Regions from separate parts of the Homo sapiens genome. Here region 2 is linked to region 1. A link is a contact called in ENCODE Hi-C or POLR2A ChIA-PET data. All regions are on one chromosome and are shown on one strand. The core of a region is the stretch at or near the end of the contact, and the rest is flanking DNA. Distances in the headings are between cores, read along the strand shown.

Region 1 (4,902 bases), core at 2,403-4,902:
GTACCATCAGAGGTTAGCATATTTGGGGTGAGGAAGGTAAGCATGTTTTGACTTTTTAGATGAAATGAGGTGCTAACAACTTGGCCACAAGGTTTAGAAACAATCACAGGAAACCAACTAGGAAGTGAAAATTGGTAGGTATTTTGAGCACTAACATAAAGGATGGAAGAAGCAGAGATACCCAGAAGTCCTGGAAGCAGGCTAGGCAGGATGAACATTTTAGAAACGCTTAAGAACAGGCTAATCTGAGGCCAGGCACAGTGGCTCACACCAGTAATCCCAGCACTTTGAGAGGCTGACGTGGGAGGATCTCTTGAGTCCAAACGTTCAAGACCAGCCTGGACAACATAGTGAGACCCCCATCCCTAAAAAACTAAAAAGTGAAAAATTAGCCAGGCATGGTGGTATGTGCCTGTAGTCCCAGCTACTTGGGAGGCTAAGGTGGGAGGATTGCTTGAGCCCGGAAGGCTGAGACTGCAGTGAGCCATAATTGTGCCACTCACTTGCCCTGAGTGACAAAACAAGACTTTTTCTTAAAAAAAAGAGAAAAAAGGCTGGGTGTGGTGGGATTACACCTGTAATCCCAGCACTTCAGGAGGCCAAGGCAGGTGGATCTCCTGAGGTCAGGAGTTCAAGACTAGCCTGGCCAACATGGTGAGACCCTGTCTCTACTAAAAATACAAAAAATTAGCCTGGCGCAGTGGTGGATGCCTGTAATCCCAGCTACACGGGAGGCTGAGGCAGGAGAATTGCTTGAACCCGGGAGGTGGAGGTTGCAGTGAACTGAGATCATGCCATTGCACTCCAGCCTAGGCAACAAGAGCAAAACTCCATCTCAAAAATAAAATAAAATAAAATAAAACTAAGAAAAAGAACAGGATATCTGTTACACAAATTACCCCAGATTGCTGAAACCACCTTTGCAAAAATTATAGCAGTGAGAAAATTATGACAGTCAAAGAGACCTTCTCTAACCAATTCCATCTTGCCTTTAACCTTCAAATTAACCTTGGTCATTCTGGAGCACGGGCCAAGCTAACTTTTGGATAAATTTAGTTTCTGGTTTAACCTTAAGGCAAGGATTATAATAGGCCTTCCCAAAACTAAACTACTTTTGTAAAACTAATGAAAGGTCACAAGGTTAGGAAGGTTAGGATTATTAGAGGGGCCTGAATTCTGCTAAGATGCAGGCATAGTTAAATGATTACCAGTCATTGTTCTGGAAGTTACAAGATTTGTAATTTCCTCCATTACTCCTGTAAGTAACATCACTATTGTAGAACCTAAAATTGGCCTTTCGAGATGTCTTTTCAGATTTTCATTTCTGACAACCAGATGACTCCACCTGGACCCATGTCCCTTACCCAGATGCTGACTCAGCGCATGAGGACTATTTTCTATGACCCTATGATTGCATCCCCAACAAATCAGCAGCACCCCTTCCCTAGCCCCCTGCCCACCAAACTATTGTTAAAAAACTGTAGCCTCTGGATTTTCAGGGAGGCTGGTTTGAGTAGTAATAAAACTCTGGTCTTCCATTTAGCTAACTCCTCTTTCTCTATTGCAATTCCCCTGTCTTGATAAATCAGCTGTATCTGGGCAGTGGGCAAGATGAGCCCATTGGGTGGTTACATTGCTTAGACACAAGAGAGAGGATGCCCCTGGCAGGATCAAGTCTGAACTACCCACTCCGACATTTGAAGTGCCCATCATCAGGCCCAAGCCACATCTCCCCAGTCTGTCCCTTAGCCTCTCTTACTTGCTGAGGGGTAGTGTCAGTCAGGAGAGGCAGGGGCATAGAATCTGACTTTTTGCTGGTGCCTCTTCTGTGACACCAGCCACCTTCTGTAGAACACACCCAGCCAGGCAGCCTGGCTTCTTTGTGTCACTAGGCCACTTGTGATGCTTTCCTTCCATCCCTCTATTTGGAAAGGCCCCTCCTTTCCAGTTCTCTCTGCGTAACCCCCACTTCACCCCATCTGGTCTGCTGGCACCCAAGCCTCTATTCTTGTCAGCTCCAGTGGGCAGATGGGTAAGTATGGAGGGGCACTTCCCCAATGAGCTTTGTAGTCATTTAACTTTAATAGGCTCATTGACCGATGCACACAGCAAGTCATTACACTGAGACACTGGGTTGCAGCTGAGAAAGAGGTTTAATCATAGGGTCACCGAAAGAGGAGATGGGAGGGAAACTCAAATTCATCTCCTGGCCAGGTGCAGTGGCTCACACCTGTAATCCCAGCACTTTGGGAGGCCTAGGTGGGCAGATCATGAGGTCAGGAGATCAAGACCATCCTGGCCAACATGGTGAAACCCCACCTACTAAAAATACAAAAATTAGCTAGGCATGGTGGTGCATGCCGGTAATCTCAGCTACTCAGGAGGCTGAGGCAGGAGAATTGCTTGAACCAAGGAGTCGGAGGTTGCAGTGAGCCGAGATTGCACCACTGCACTCCAGCCTGGCGACAGTGGGAGACTCCATCTCAAAACAAAACAAAAAAAAGTATGTCCCTGAGGAATTTGGGGTTAGAGTTTTTAAGGGTTTTGGAGGGGGTCAAAGGGTGGAGAGTGTTGATTGGTTGAAGAGTGCAGGGTGTAGTCACAGGACAGGGAGATGAAAGCAGTTGTGCTCTCATGCTCATCCTGTTTCTCTGTGGGGGCTTTCAAACTGGTTGCTGGAATTTAGGGGCTGAAAAACATCTTAAGCAATCCTTAAATAAAAGTCTAATGATTCTAATGTCAGGGATCCTATTTATAGTAACAATGTGGATGCAAATCCATTTTTAAATAGTCTTTTGACCTAACATCAGAAATCCTATCTCTATGAACAATGGGGATGCAAATAGTAAGGATCTAGTGACTTTTAGCAAAAAGGAATTGGGCCAAAGTGCGGCCTGATTAATGATTAATTATAACTATACTTCTGTCTGGAACCCAGCATGCCATTCTTGTCAACCCTGTGCAGATATTTTTTTCTGCACTTTTTCCCACTAGCATATCATTTAATCTTCCTGGGGTGACCATTGTGGGTAAGTTATACTTTAGACTAGGGATGGTGCATATTATTTCTCTGCAGTTGGTTTCTGCTTCCTGCAGTGTTCTGGGTCCAAATCTGGAGAGTGTCCTGTTATGAACTCCGTGTTTGTGTCCCAATCCCCGCCCTGCAAATTTATATATTGAAACCCAGGAGTTAATTAGTTCTTGAGGGTGGAGAGCTAATGATGGGATTTGTCCCCTTATAAGAAGAGACAGGAGAGAGCTTGCTTCCTCTCTCTGCCAGGTGAAGACACAAGAAAGCAGAAAGAATGCCCTCACCAAGAACCTGGCCATGCTGGTACCCTGATCTTGGACTTCCAGCTCCAGAAGTGAGAAAGAAATATTTGTTGTTTAACCCACCCAGGCTATGGTATTTTTATCACAGCAGCCTGAGCTAAGACACGCCCACACCCCACCCTACTTGTATTAGTCTGTTCTTAGACGCTATAAATATACTACTCAAGACTGGGTAATTTATAAAGGAAAGAGGTTTAATTGACTCACAGTTCTGCATGGCTAGGGAGTCCTCAGGAAACTTACAATCATGGCAGAAGGCAAAGGGTAAGCAAGCTTGGACCTTCCCACATGGCAGCAGGAGAGAGTGAGCATGTGTGAAGGAAGCAAAAGGGGAAGAGCCCCTTGTAAAACCATCAGATCTCGTGAGAACTCACTATCATGAGAACAGCATGGGAAAAACTGCCCCCATGATCCAATCACCTCCCACTGGGCCCTCCCTTGACACGTGGGGATTATGGGGATTACAAATCAAGATGTGATTTCAGTGGGGACACAGCCAAACCATATTGCCACTGTAGAGGTTCTCTGTCTCACCTCTTGCCCTCAGCTGGCGAGGTGGCCAGTGTGTGTGGTGATTCTTAGTCTGTGGGGGATGAGGGGCTGCTGAGGAATGAGTAAAGAAAGAAGAAGCAAAATCAGACTTTAGTGGCAGCTTGACTTGACCCTGGAATTCAGAGTACCATTCATTCCTCAGTGGGATGTTGCTTTGGGCAGCTGAATTTTGCTTAGGGACAAATGCCCTTTCCCTCCAGCCTGAGAGTCATGTCCCCTCAGTGCCTGGCCCGTGACACCTGTTTTGGCCTCTCTGTTGCCTCATGTTGGTAAATGTTGTTTCTATGTTTGCCTTTACCTATGAGTGTGTGTGCACACCTGTTTAGGTGACATGTCTGTGAGTCTGATGGCTTTGTCCTGGCCACCTGGCTGAGAGGTCACCATGTCTCCTTGGGCAGCTCCTCAGGGCTGGTGGCCCTCAAACTGCCTAAGACACACCCGAAGGAAAGTCCCTTGGAAAACTTTGTTTGGGAGTGTCAATGAAAAGGCCAAACTCCATAAAATATTTAAAGAGGTTTACTCTGAGCCAAAAAATGAGCAACCATAGCCTGAGGCACAGTCTCAAAGGTTTTGAAAACATGTGCCCAACGTGGTCAGGCTATAGCTTTGTAGCAGGACGAGCCGCAGACAAAACCTCTCAGACAGCGAGTTGTAGAAGGAAGGGCTTTATTCAGCTGGGAGCATCAGCAAGCTACTGCCTTAAAATCCGAGCTCCCCGAATGCACAATTTCTGTCCCTTTTAAGGGCTCACAACACTGAAGATTTCACATGAAAGGGTCATGATTGATTTGAGCAAGCAGGCTGTACGTGACAGGGGCTGCATGCACTGGTGGTCAGAGAGAAACAGAACAGGGCAGGGAGTTTCACAATGTTCTTCTATACAATGTCTGGAATCTGTGAATAACATCGGATTCTAAGTTATGAGTTGATTTTTAACTAGTGGGTTTAGGCCAGGCAGGCCTAGGCCTGGTTTCGGGCCTGGCACCGGGCTGCCTGCCTTTGGTTTTACTTCCTTGT
Region 2 (5,174 bases), core at 992-3,491, 460 kb before region 1:
AACCTGAGAGGCAGAGGTTGCAGTGAGCCAAGATCACACCACTTTACTCCAGCCTGGGTGACAGAGCGAGATTCCATCACTCACAAACACACACACACACACCCATTAAAAAAAAAAAAGTTTTCCTTTGTTACTTTTGAAATGTAGTAAATCCCTAATGTGTAATCATTTTCAAACATCATGGATTTTGTTAGGAGGCATAAGAAACAGCACGTGGGCTAGGCACCGTGGCTCATGCCTGTAATCCCAGCGATTTGGGAGGCCGAGGCAGGTGGATCACGAAGTCAGGAGTTCAAGACCAGCCTGGCCAACACAGTGAAACCCCATGTCTACTAAAAATACAAAAAATTAGTCGGGCGTGGTACCAGGCGCCTGTAATCCCAGCTACTCAGGAGGCTGAGGCAGGAGAATTGCTTGAACCCGGGAGGCAGATGTTGCAGTGAGCTGAGACCATGCCACTGCACTCCAGCCTGGGTGACAGAGTGAGACTCCATCTCAAAAAAAAAAAAAGAAAAGAAAAGAAAAGAAAGAGCACCTGGCAGATATGGGTAGAGAGATGAAGAACTAACTGAAGAGAATGAGAAGAGCAAGGAACTGGTTCACACAGTGCGAGCCCCATTGGTGTGCTTTACGTGGTCTGCTTCACTTGGGATTTTCTTGTGTTTGTTTGTTTTTTTTTTGTTGTTGTTTTTTTTTTGTTTTTTTTTTTTGTAGAGACAAGGTGTTGCTAAGTTTTGCCCAGGCTGGTCTTGAACACCTAGCCTTGAGCAATCCTCCCAAGGCCTTCTATCTTGGGTTTAACACTGAAAGTCCTAGGCAACCCCTCAGGCAAACCAGAAAGGTGGGTCACCCTACCAGGTGGCCAGTAAGCATCTTGACAAGAAGGAAATAACGTTTTAAGTCATGAACAGAGCCCTCTTTACTTTCTTTCACTTCAAATTCCAGTGCCTCGGCCTCTCCAAGGACATTCCACTCTCCTATAACAAGCCGAGGAGCAGGCAAAAATGCCCAGGGACTAAGCAGGAGTCCTGGGTTTATTAAACTCTCTCCACTTCAGAAGCAATGCCAGGCCCATTAGGACAACTGGTGAAGGGAAAAAGCTTAAACATAGTTCTCACAAACAGAAACGAAAGGGAATATTCTGAACTGGAAACAGTGACCTTTATGGCATTATTCCAAAAGGAAAGTCAAAGGCAGAGCCTCAGGAAGGCAAATGTCCAGGATCCACAGGAACTCTGACTTATGCGGAACATTCCACACGAGGCCTGCTAATTACAGCGCTGGAGCATCTGTTTTGATAATGTTCTTTGAAATCAACTCAACCCTGAGAATGTGTGCAAATAGACGAAAAAGAAGACTGGACTGTATGACTATGAATACATTTTGGATATTGTAGCATGTAGAAGAACGAAGTAGTACATTAGGAGCATCAAAAATATACATCACTTTTTTTTTTTTTTTTTTGAGACTGAGTCTTGCTCTTGTCACCCAGGCTGGAGTGCAATGGCACGATGTCGGCTCACTGCAACCTCCGTCTCCTGGGTTCAAGCTGTTCTCCTGCCTCAGCCTCCCAAGCAGCTGGGATTACAGGCTCCCTCCACCATGCCCGGCTAATTTTTATATTTTTAGTAGAGACGGGGCTTCGCCATGTTGGCCAGGCTGGTCTCGAACTCCTGACCTCATGATCCACCCGCCTCGACCTCCCAATGTGCTGGGATTACAGGCGTGAGCCACCGCACCCAGCCACATATTTTATATTGTGTGCATTTCACAGAACAGACACATTTGAAAAAATGAAATGGGCCTGAAATAAGCATAACAATAACAACATCATTAATAATGTCATGCACAAAACTAATTAGGGCTATAGAGTTTGTGTAGTAATGGGGATTTTTTTTCCATAATAAAATGATAAAGCTAAGGATTTTAATATGTGTAATGTATAACACAGTAATTCTGAACAAAAAAGCATAATAGGAATATTGGAAATTCTAATGCTTGTTTCTCTGTATGTAATGCAGGAATAAAACTGAGTTAGTTTATACAGACTTCTGTGACCAAGAATGCTCCTGTGTACCCTGGTACAAGTGTAAGTAGGTAACTTGGCTGGGAGTTGAAATTTAGGGGATGTGGTGCAGAGATATAATTTTACCACCAGGGGGTGTTCTTTCCTCTTCCGGAATGTTGATGAGTTTATGTAATCACAAACTAACCCTAAACCAGCCCCACTAAAAATGGGCCAGGCCAGATCCCAGGAAATGGGATTAACTTACATCATTCACACAAATTCCCTCTTGCCCTTCCATTTTAGAGACTGTTGAGTTTTCCTTCAGTTGAGAGAATCATGCTGGCAGCAAGCCAATCTACATGAACTGTCGAAAACAGATTACACCCCTCCTGCTGATCAAAACAGGAGAATGATGACTTAAGAAGTTAGTGCAGGTAGCTATTTCTGATTATCCCCGGGGAGCAGGAGTTTCAAGTAAGCAAGAACTCAGCAGTTAGAAAGCAAACATCGAAAGGGTCTGAGGGGTAGAAAAGTCTCCTGCTTGAATTTTGATCTAAGCTGATTTACAACTGAAAAAGGTTGATGCCTCATTAAAGACCAGAAAAGCCTAGGAAAATTACCAGAGAGATTTTGACAGCTTCCAGAGTCAGCCAGGGAATCTGTCCCAGCCCATTAGTATAACCAAGTTTAGAAAGCAAGGCCTTGGAGAGGTGCCCCAGGGAGATGCCCAAGGGAGTCCGTCTGAACCCAGCCAAATGCTTACTCTTGAAAAAGGAAGACTTTGTCCCCTCTGTCAGCTTAGTGCCAGAAGCTCTGTCAGGGAGAAAGGCTGTGAAGCTAAGAAATATGGGATATTAGGTCACCTGCTCAACTGAAGCAAGTTCAACAAATTCAAACTTTGAGTCAATACATTATTTCCCCTTTTAATGCCCAAAAGTAATACTTGCTCATTGCTAAAACCAACAATACAGAGGCTAAAGTAAAAATCAAAGGACTGTCCTCTCATGACCAGCCCACTCTCCTCAGCCCCACTTACCAGAAATACTCACAGTTGAGAATTTGCTTATATTTTTCGGGGTTTCCTTTTTCCCATGCATTATTTCTGCAAAATGGATCAGTCTATCTGTCTGGCTCTCCATCTATTCATTCTATGCATCTATTAATCACCCATTTGGTTTGGTTTGGTTTTTGCCAAAAAGATATATATATAAAAAATATATATCATATTATATATAATATATATCATATAATATATTATATATGATATATATTCTTTTGTGTAAGTTTTTTATTTAATTGAAATGAAACTTCATTTCAATTTAATGAAGCCGACTTTTCCAAATCAGATCCATTCTTTCTTATAGTGACACAATATTCCATTGTATGGATGGTCCATAACTTTACTAAGCCAGTGCCCTACTGACGAACATTTGTGCTAGTCCCAGTTTCTTTTTCTATTACAAGAATGCTATAATAAAATTCTTAATTAAAAGATGTGGTTATTAATGGATGTGTTGTGTTAAGGATCAGACATTGTGCTAAGCCCTCTACGGGATATTAGGATGAATAAAATATGTTTCCTGCCATCTTGGAGTTTACTCTTTTGTATGGGAGAACTATTAAAAAAAATTGACATTGCAAGGTGCAGTGGCTAACGCCTGTAATCCCAGCACTTTGGGAGGCCAAGGCAGGCAGATCACTTGATCAGGAGTTTGACACCAGCCTGGCCAACATGGCAAAACCCTGTCTCTACTAAAAATACAAAAATTAGCTGGGCGTTGTGACACATGCCTGTAATCCCAGCTACTTGGGAGGCTGAGGCAGGAGAATCACTTGAACCCAGGAGACAGAGGTTGCAGTGAGCCGAGATTGAGCCACTGCACTCCAGCCTAGGCGACAGAGCAAGACCAGTCTCAAAAAAAAAAAAAAAAAAAAAAAAAAAAAAAAAAAAAAAAAAAAAATATATATATATATATATATATATATATATATATATATATAAAATGTAAGAAAAATGATTTACATACTAAATAGTTGGATTAATTATAACATATCTGCCCAGGGAGTAGAAAGTTAGGTGCTACCAATTCTGACAGTTGGAATTAGGGAAGATTTCACTGAATTGACTTCATCTCTGTAGGGATTTGCTTTAGTCTGTTTGATGTGGGGCAGTTGAGGTGGAAGCTTGTACTCTTAACAAAGTCATCCTGTTCACCATGCACTGAGGCAAGGAGCTCTACAGTTTTTGCTATTTGAATTTCCTCTAAAAATAATTTCATAAAGATCTGGGAATGATTTGTCCTTCTTTTTTCTTTTTTTTGAGATGGAGGTCTCACTATGTTGCCCAGGCTAGTCTCAAACTCCTGGGCTCAAGCGATCCCTGCCTCAGCCTCCTGTGAGATGACAGGCACATGCCACTGTGCTCGGCTCTTGCTTTGTCTTCTTCTAAACTTGTTTCACTGAGTTTAGTCTACAGCTTTGTCTGATAATCTTAAAACTCATTACAAATATTCAACATGGCACCGCTCCTTGCTCTGTCCCAAAATGTTCTGGGTAAATGTCTGATCTCCAAATCAAGTATGCCATAAATTGTTGAATTAGTATTGTTATATCTGGTGTGACTGTCTAGAGAAAGCCATTTTATCAGTACATGGAATCTAACAGTATGATTTTGAAAGAAAACATATGAAACAACTCACCTGTGATAGCAAATCTCTTTGAGTCAGAACCTTCCCAGCAATCATGTAAACATACTGGAAGATGAGTTTTTATTTTTAAGCAATCTTAATTAGCAGGTCTCTTTCTTATTAACATCTTCAAAGGGCTTTCAGCTCCTCCCTAGATGAAAGGTCCTGTGTAAGGACAAATTATTAGTATGCTCACAAAATACACACACTAAATGCAGGAAAAGTGCAAACGGTTTAACTCCACAGCCTGCAATGCTCTTGAGATGCTTTGATCTGCCAGGATAGCCATCAATTATTCTATATCCTTTACTCTTTAAATGCATGCATCAAAGCATGTTCATGCCCACCCTTGTAAATCCAGTTGTTTATTTCAAAATAGTTCTTCTGAATTAACCCTTGTTTCCTTTTTCCTTTGTTGAGAGCTGCTGATTCAGCTTATTGGGGAAAGCGTATATGTAACCTTGGGTTTAGAGTAGAAA

What was found. Hi-C counts contacts between places; a loop is a spot of excess contacts on that map. ChIA-PET counts read pairs that join two places held with the same protein, here RNA polymerase II (POLR2A). Pooled maps may share reads with other maps.
Region 2: a map of heart left ventricle shows a loop between it and region 1 (4-fold over the local background). The contact joins the enhancer-like site here to the promoter of LINC01077 in region 1. A Hi-C loop is called at or near these places in 62 of 168 maps with a recorded cell type or tissue (A673, B cell, CD4-positive, alpha-beta T cell and 44 more), 25 of 37 single-sample maps with no recorded cell type and 42 of 50 pooled maps. POLR2A ChIA-PET finds 5 or more read pairs at or near these places in 5 of 52 experiments (BJ, HCT116, IMR-90 and 2 more).

The regions. Positions count from the first base shown.
Region 1 is chr13:48,586,946-48,591,847 of GRCh38, forward strand. LINC01077 (long intergenic non-protein coding RNA 1077) reads right to left here and starts at 3,653. Exons shown (of 2, transcript NR_170270.1): 1 at 3,577-3,653. All of the region lies in intron 2 of LOC105370202 (a long non-coding RNA gene), which reads left to right.
Region 2 is chr13:48,124,915-48,130,088 of GRCh38, forward strand. It overlaps LOC105370198 (a long non-coding RNA gene), which reads right to left. Exons shown (of 6, transcript XR_007063792.1): 5 at 4,708-4,860. Among named protein-coding and RNA genes, the nearest start is that of MED4, 32 kb to the left of the region's middle. Within about 2 kb of position 2,242, at least 21 of the 41 ENCODE cell types and tissues checked have a DNase peak (open chromatin) inside an H3K27ac peak, as active enhancers do; they include CD8-positive, alpha-beta T cell, ascending aorta, dorsolateral prefrontal cortex and 11 more, where a contact is called at or near this core.